2 separate regions of the Homo sapiens genome follow, and region 2 is linked to region 1. A link is an interaction called in ENCODE POLR2A ChIA-PET data of the cell type or tissue named here. Cell type or tissue: B cell. All regions are shown on one strand. Links, peaks and the distances in the headings refer to the core of each region. The heading gives the core; the rest is flanking DNA.

What was found. ChIA-PET counts read pairs that join two places held together with the same protein. Peaks named below come from ENCODE experiments on the same cell type or tissue, not always from the same donor. Only the 100,000 strongest peaks of a DNase experiment are listed, where the experiment ranks them.
Region 2: POLR2A ChIA-PET joins it to region 1 with 11 read pairs; 3 of 35 experiments call an interaction of 5 or more read pairs at or near these places.

Annotation. Positions count from the first base shown.
Region 1 is chr16:23,875,910-23,878,832 of GRCh38, forward strand. All of the region lies in intron 2 of PRKCB (protein kinase C beta), which reads left to right. Among named protein-coding and RNA genes, the nearest start is that of PRKCB, 41 kb to the left of the region's middle. In B cell, for the core only: a CTCF peak has its summit at 1,404 (motif pointing right); DNase peaks (open chromatin) are centred at 1,412 and 1,928; H3K27ac peaks cover 2,500 bases.
Region 2 is chr16:23,985,970-23,988,892 of GRCh38, forward strand. It overlaps PRKCB (protein kinase C beta), which reads left to right. Exons shown (of 17, transcript NM_002738.7): 3 at 2,539-2,621. Among named protein-coding and RNA genes, the nearest start is that of PRKCB, 150 kb to the left of the region's middle. In B cell, for the core only: no CTCF peak of the experiment used is centred there; a DNase peak (open chromatin) is centred at 1,662; H3K27ac peaks cover 1,396 bases.

The sequences.
Region 1 (2,923 bases), core at 265-2,764:
AGTCTGCATTCCTTCATGGCACCAGGGCTAGAACTGAGAAGTAGCTGACTTTTTGGGGTGGATATGGGCTCCCCTAGTCATGCTATATGCCTCATTTTATGTGACTGGCCGGGCCCCATAGGCGTTTATGTTTGCCACTCTTTTAGAGGTCCCTTTAAGGTTGACATATATTCATTGATTGATCAACTCATTTACACACGCATGCAGTCATTTTTTGGACCCCTGTCTATGTGCTCTGCACAATGCGAGGTGTGGGATATAATGGTGACCAAGACAGATTCCAACCACTCACTCACAGATCCCACAGCCTACCAGGGAAGCCAGATATGGAACAATTATATACGTAATTTTACTTGTAAGTGCCACAAAGACAAATTGTATTAAGTAGTACCATGTGGCTGTGGAAGTTTAACTTGTCACTAATCCACCAAACTCTGAGAAGACAGCATATTTTCCGTCATTCCCAAAAGACTATCACAGGCAACATTGAGGAATGCTTTGTTAAACTCCAGGGATATATTCCACATCACACTTCCCCCGTCCACCAGATTAGCAACTGTCCAAGGACAAAACAAAACACACACTAAAAAGGAAATGGGGTTAGTCCGATATGTCTCCATCTCCTTATGCTGGTTCTTTTGTCTGCAGAAGCCACGGTTTCTTTTTCTTTTTGAAAAAAAAAAATGACATTTGCGTACCTCTCTGCGTTTCTCTTTCTCCAGGATTCTTCTGGGATCCTAGGCAGTGTGGTTTGGTGATCTCACTGGTGAGATCTCTTGGAGCCCTGGAATGCAATTCATCTGGGCCAGAAGAGTTGAACTAATTTAAGGACATCTGAGTGCTTCACTGATGTATTTGTTCTGCTCTGTCCCTTCAAAATACCACTACTCAAAACAATGTTCAGCTGGAGAAAGTGGTTAACACTGGAATTTTCTTTTTTTCTGAGACCTAAGTGACAGGGAAGGGTGGATGAAGGAAACATATCCTTTGAAAATCCTTTAGTTAGAATCCTTTGGTTGCAAGTAACATAAATGAACTCTGATTAATGTAAGCAAAAAAGAATTTGTTAGAAGGATATGGGGGGGGAGGGATGGACAGAGATGTGAAGGAAAAGATGAAGAACCAGGCTTTAGAAAGTCCTGAAACCAAATGAATTCTAGGGATCTAGGAAGCAGGGACTAATGACTGTTTCCTTCAGGACACCAGAGATGGGGTGAATAACTCTGTAAAAGATGCAAATTTCCCACCTGGGTAACATAGTGAGACCCTGTCCTTAAAAAAAAACAGTAGCCAGGCACAGTGCCTGTAGTCCCAGCTATGTGGAGGCTGAGGCAGAAGGATCACTTAAGCCCAGGAGCTCAAGACTGCAGTGAGCTATGATGGCACTGCTGCACCCCAGCCTGGGCAGCAGAGGGAGACCCTGTCTCTTAAAAAACAAATGCTAAATTTTAGAGAGAATAGAGAGAATCTTTTCTTAAAAAGGTGCTAAGTCTGGGGAAGGAGCTTCTGATTGTCCTGCCTTGAGTCACACGACCATCTCTGACTTGTTGACCCCTCTACAATCCCATATAAGACTCCCCAAGAGTAGATTCTGAGCAGGTAAAGCCCATGGGTGTTCCCAAAAGTCGGCCTCAACCTGAAGCCACTTATTCACTCTGAGCTCATCACCAATGGCATGCCGCACTGTCAAAACTCTCTTTCTGTGCATTTGTCTGGGCCACTCAACTCAGGAAAGTTAGTTGTTCTGTGTGAGTCCCCATGTTCTCACTGATTTCATTTCAGTCTTTAAGCTAAAAATCTGTGTAAATGGTAATGGAGAATGGCTACATCACACTTAGTATGTGTCAAAGCAGTATCCTAAGTGCCTTAGTGGTATCAGCTTATTTAAGACTGACAGTACTCTGAGGTGCAGTCACTTCTTTTTTTTTTTTTCCTTTTTTTCAAAACAGAGTCTCACTCCGTCATCCACACTGGAGTGCAGTGGCATGATCTCGGCTCACCGCAACCTCCGCCTCCCAGGGTCAGGTGATTCTCATGCCTCAGCCTCCTGAGTAGTTGGGACTACAGGCATGCACCACCACTCCTGGCTAATTTTTGCATTTTTAGTAGAGATGGGGTTTCACCACGTTGGCCAGGCCGGTCTTGAACTCCTGACCTCAGGTGATCCACCCACCTGGGCCTCCCAAAGTGCTGTAATTACAGGCGTGAGCCACCGCACCCGGCCTGTCACTTCTTGTCATTCACAGTAGTTATGTTCTGTAAAGTCACTGCAAACACTGAATTAATAAACACTGAACCATTGTTCCTAGGTGAAATACAAAGTTGGGTTCCTGTGAGCCTTTGGTCACAGCATTTTCATCCACTGATCAACCCGTAAGCTTATTCTGTGTGTGTTTCTGTTTAAAGACACCTTAATATATATTGTTGACTCATTAACATCTAACTCACTGCCAACAGCACTCCAACTCGTGCCTGATCAAAGCTTATATAACACACGCATGACACATCTCGGACTCCTTGCACTTAGGAACACCAGATAGCACTTCACCATTACCCTATGGGACCATTTTACAGCAACGTCACCCTCAAAAAGCAGAAAAATGGGAAAAAGCATGCTGCTAATATACCACAGAGAGAATGCTTGTTTACAGCATGAGAGCTGAAGTCTGAAGGTAGAACATGGTTTTGTTCATCCTCAGCTGGGAACACATGTTGGCTGACTCAAATATTTTGCCACTCCGTACATGTCCGTGAGTGATCATGAAAGAACCTTGAGTATGGATTTGGCGGTTATAAATAAATTTTAGCAAGAGGTGAATTTGCAAATAATGAGGATTGACTATAACCCCTGTTATTAGCTCTAGTTAACAGATGGGGGAATGGAGGTAAACAGCTCTCTGCAGGTCTTGCAGCCAGGGAGTGT
Region 2 (2,923 bases), core at 298-2,797, 110 kb after region 1:
AATTATTCAATAAAGGATGCTGGGACAATTGGTTACCTCTTTGGAAAAAAATGGCAAATTGGATTCCCATTTCACATCAGATTCCAAGAAATTAGACATGGATCAAAGAGTTTAAAGTGGAAATGATGCCATATAAAAGTACAAAAAAACTCCAAAGAGTAATATTTATATGACCTTGGAGCATGAAGAAGGCTGTTTGAGGTGTACTTGGACTGTCTTTCTTTGTCCAGTTTTCCCTTTTAGTGGTTTAAAAGGAATACATAGTAGTTTTTATATTTTTATTTATTTATGTATTTATTTTTGAAACAGGGTCTCATTAGGTCACCCAGGCTGGAGTGCAGTGGTGCAGTCATGGCTCACTGCAGCCCCAACTTCCTGGGCTCAAGCGATCCTCCCACCTCAGCCTCCGGAGTAGCTGGACTGCAGGCATGCACCACCATGTCTGGCTAATCTTTTATTTTTTGTAGAGATGGGGTCTCACTATGTTGCCCAGGTTGGTCTTAAACTCCTGGGCTCAAGTGATCCTCCTGCCTTGGTGTCCCAAAGTGCTGGGATTACAGATGTGAGCCACCACACCCGGTTTCTATTCTTATTTTTAATACTTAATTGTTAACACGTATATTTAAACTTATAATGTCCTATATGCAATTTCTCAATATCAATAATCTTTTGAGGAATATAAGACTCAGCACATTTTCATCTTGTAACCCTCCTGCAACTCCCATTTCTTATGACTTGGGTTTTCTCTACTTCTCTATCTCTTCCTCTGTTGAAAACTTTTCATATTATGGAAAAAATTAAACATATATAAAAGTAACATTAGTATAATGCATCCTTGTGTATGCATCACCCAGTTCAATAATGACCCATCATGATCAATTTCTTTTTCATCTGTAATCCTCCCCTTTCTCTCCCCACCTTGGCATACTGAATTATTTTAAATTATTTTATCCATAAAGATGTTAATGTATCCTCAAAGATAAGGATTCTATAAGCAAAGAAAAACAAGACCATTATCACACCAAATATTTTTCATTCCCTAATATCAGTAACAATAATTCCCTTATGTCATCAGAAAGTGAGTATATCCATTTCCCTGATTGCCTTACAGTTTTTTAAACTGTTGGTTTTTTTCCACTTAGAATCCAAACAAGGTCCACATGTTAAATTTAGTTGATATGGGTTGATAGGTGCAGCAAACCACCATGGCACATGTATACCTGTGTAACAAACCTGAATGTTCTGCACGTGTATCCCAGAATTTAAAGTAAAATTAAAAAAATTTAGTTGATATGTTTCTTAAATTCCTTTGAAAATATACGTTTCTCGTCCTATTTTCTCCCCACTTGCAGTCCTCTCTTGTAGTCTATTTGTTGAAGATACCATATTCTTTGCCTTGTAGTTTTCTACATTCTGGGTATTTGGTTGGGGTGGGGGGGGGTGTGTTTGCTGATCGCATCCCTGTGGTGTCATTTAATATGTTCCTCTGTCACTTGTATTTTCTGTAAATCTGTATTTGCATCAAGAGACTTGAACCAATCATATTTGATTATTTGACAAGTGTACTTCATAGGTAGTGAAGTGAGCTTTCCTCTGTAGGCAAGTGGTATCTTTTTGTGACCTTAGCAACCATAGATGAATGTCACCTAGACTCATTGTGTCACTAGGGATGGCCTTGAGGTTTCCTGTTCTATTTTCATTTACTAAGCATGCACTTTAGAAAGGCTCTGAGCTGCTCCCTGAAGCATGGCACCCGTCCTCCAGAAACCCGCAGTCTAGAGGTTGTAAAAGAAGATTTGAACACCAAGACTGTAAAAGATGATTTGAACAACAACAACAACAACAAAGCAGTTTTATTTTGTATACATTCTTTCATTGTACCTCCCCCAGAGGGATATAACCTCCAAATAGGGGAGCCATACCATAGATGCATTAAATTCACACCAATTCAAATGTGTGTATATATGTATTTGCTTGCAGACTACTAAAGTGACAATGTAAACGTTGCTGCCTATTTTTCCCACTCTTCTATTAGATTGACGTTGCTTTTGGTGAGATGGGGCATGAGTCCACCATCCTGTCCCCTCTGTTTCCACATGACCCTCATCGTATGAACACCTCTCTTAAGTGTGATTCTAGGATTTAAAGATACATATTTCTTATGCATTATGCACCTAAACACAAGCCAACTACTTCATCTGGCACCTGATCCAAGAAACAACATTCTGTTCCAAAATCAATAGAAGACAAGGCACTTTAAGGGATCTTCAAGGGAGTGTAATTTTGAGCATATGGAATCTTTCTAACCCTAGCTAACTTTAGAAGTTTAACTCCTATGCAAGATGAAGCATCTATGTTCCCAAGAGTTTGACTTCAGCAAAGGACAAGCTGCAGAAGCTGACATTATTGTTTATTTTGGCATAAAGGCTTTACTTGTTGGTGAAGTTCAAGTTTAATGATCTCTTCCTCCCTTTCTCTCTCTTCCTCCTCTCCGCTTTCCTTCTTCCCTTCCTCCCACCCTGATTTTCTCTTTTGCAGTTTGCTGCTTTGTGGTGCACAAGCGGTGCCATGAATTTGTCACATTCTCCTGCCCTGGCGCTGACAAGGGTCCAGCCTCCGATGTAAGTAATGGGCATCGATTGCTTTTCTCTGTCCACAGTCAATGCTGCCTTGTGATTAAATGTGAGTGAGCATTCTTAGACGAGTAAGTGTGGACGATCTCACTCTAAGGCATGTGGTGGTCCCTATAGCTTTTGAGACAGTTTTCCTTTTAGTGGAAAACAAAATTTTGGAGGGAGTGTGGCTGGATAGGAAGTCAGCTAGTTTGTCTACTATGATTTTGCTAATGTCTTCACTTTGAGAGCTGGAGCACGGAGGGTGAGAGGCAGGGGCCTACTTGGTAGTGTGGCTGCAAAAAGGTAGT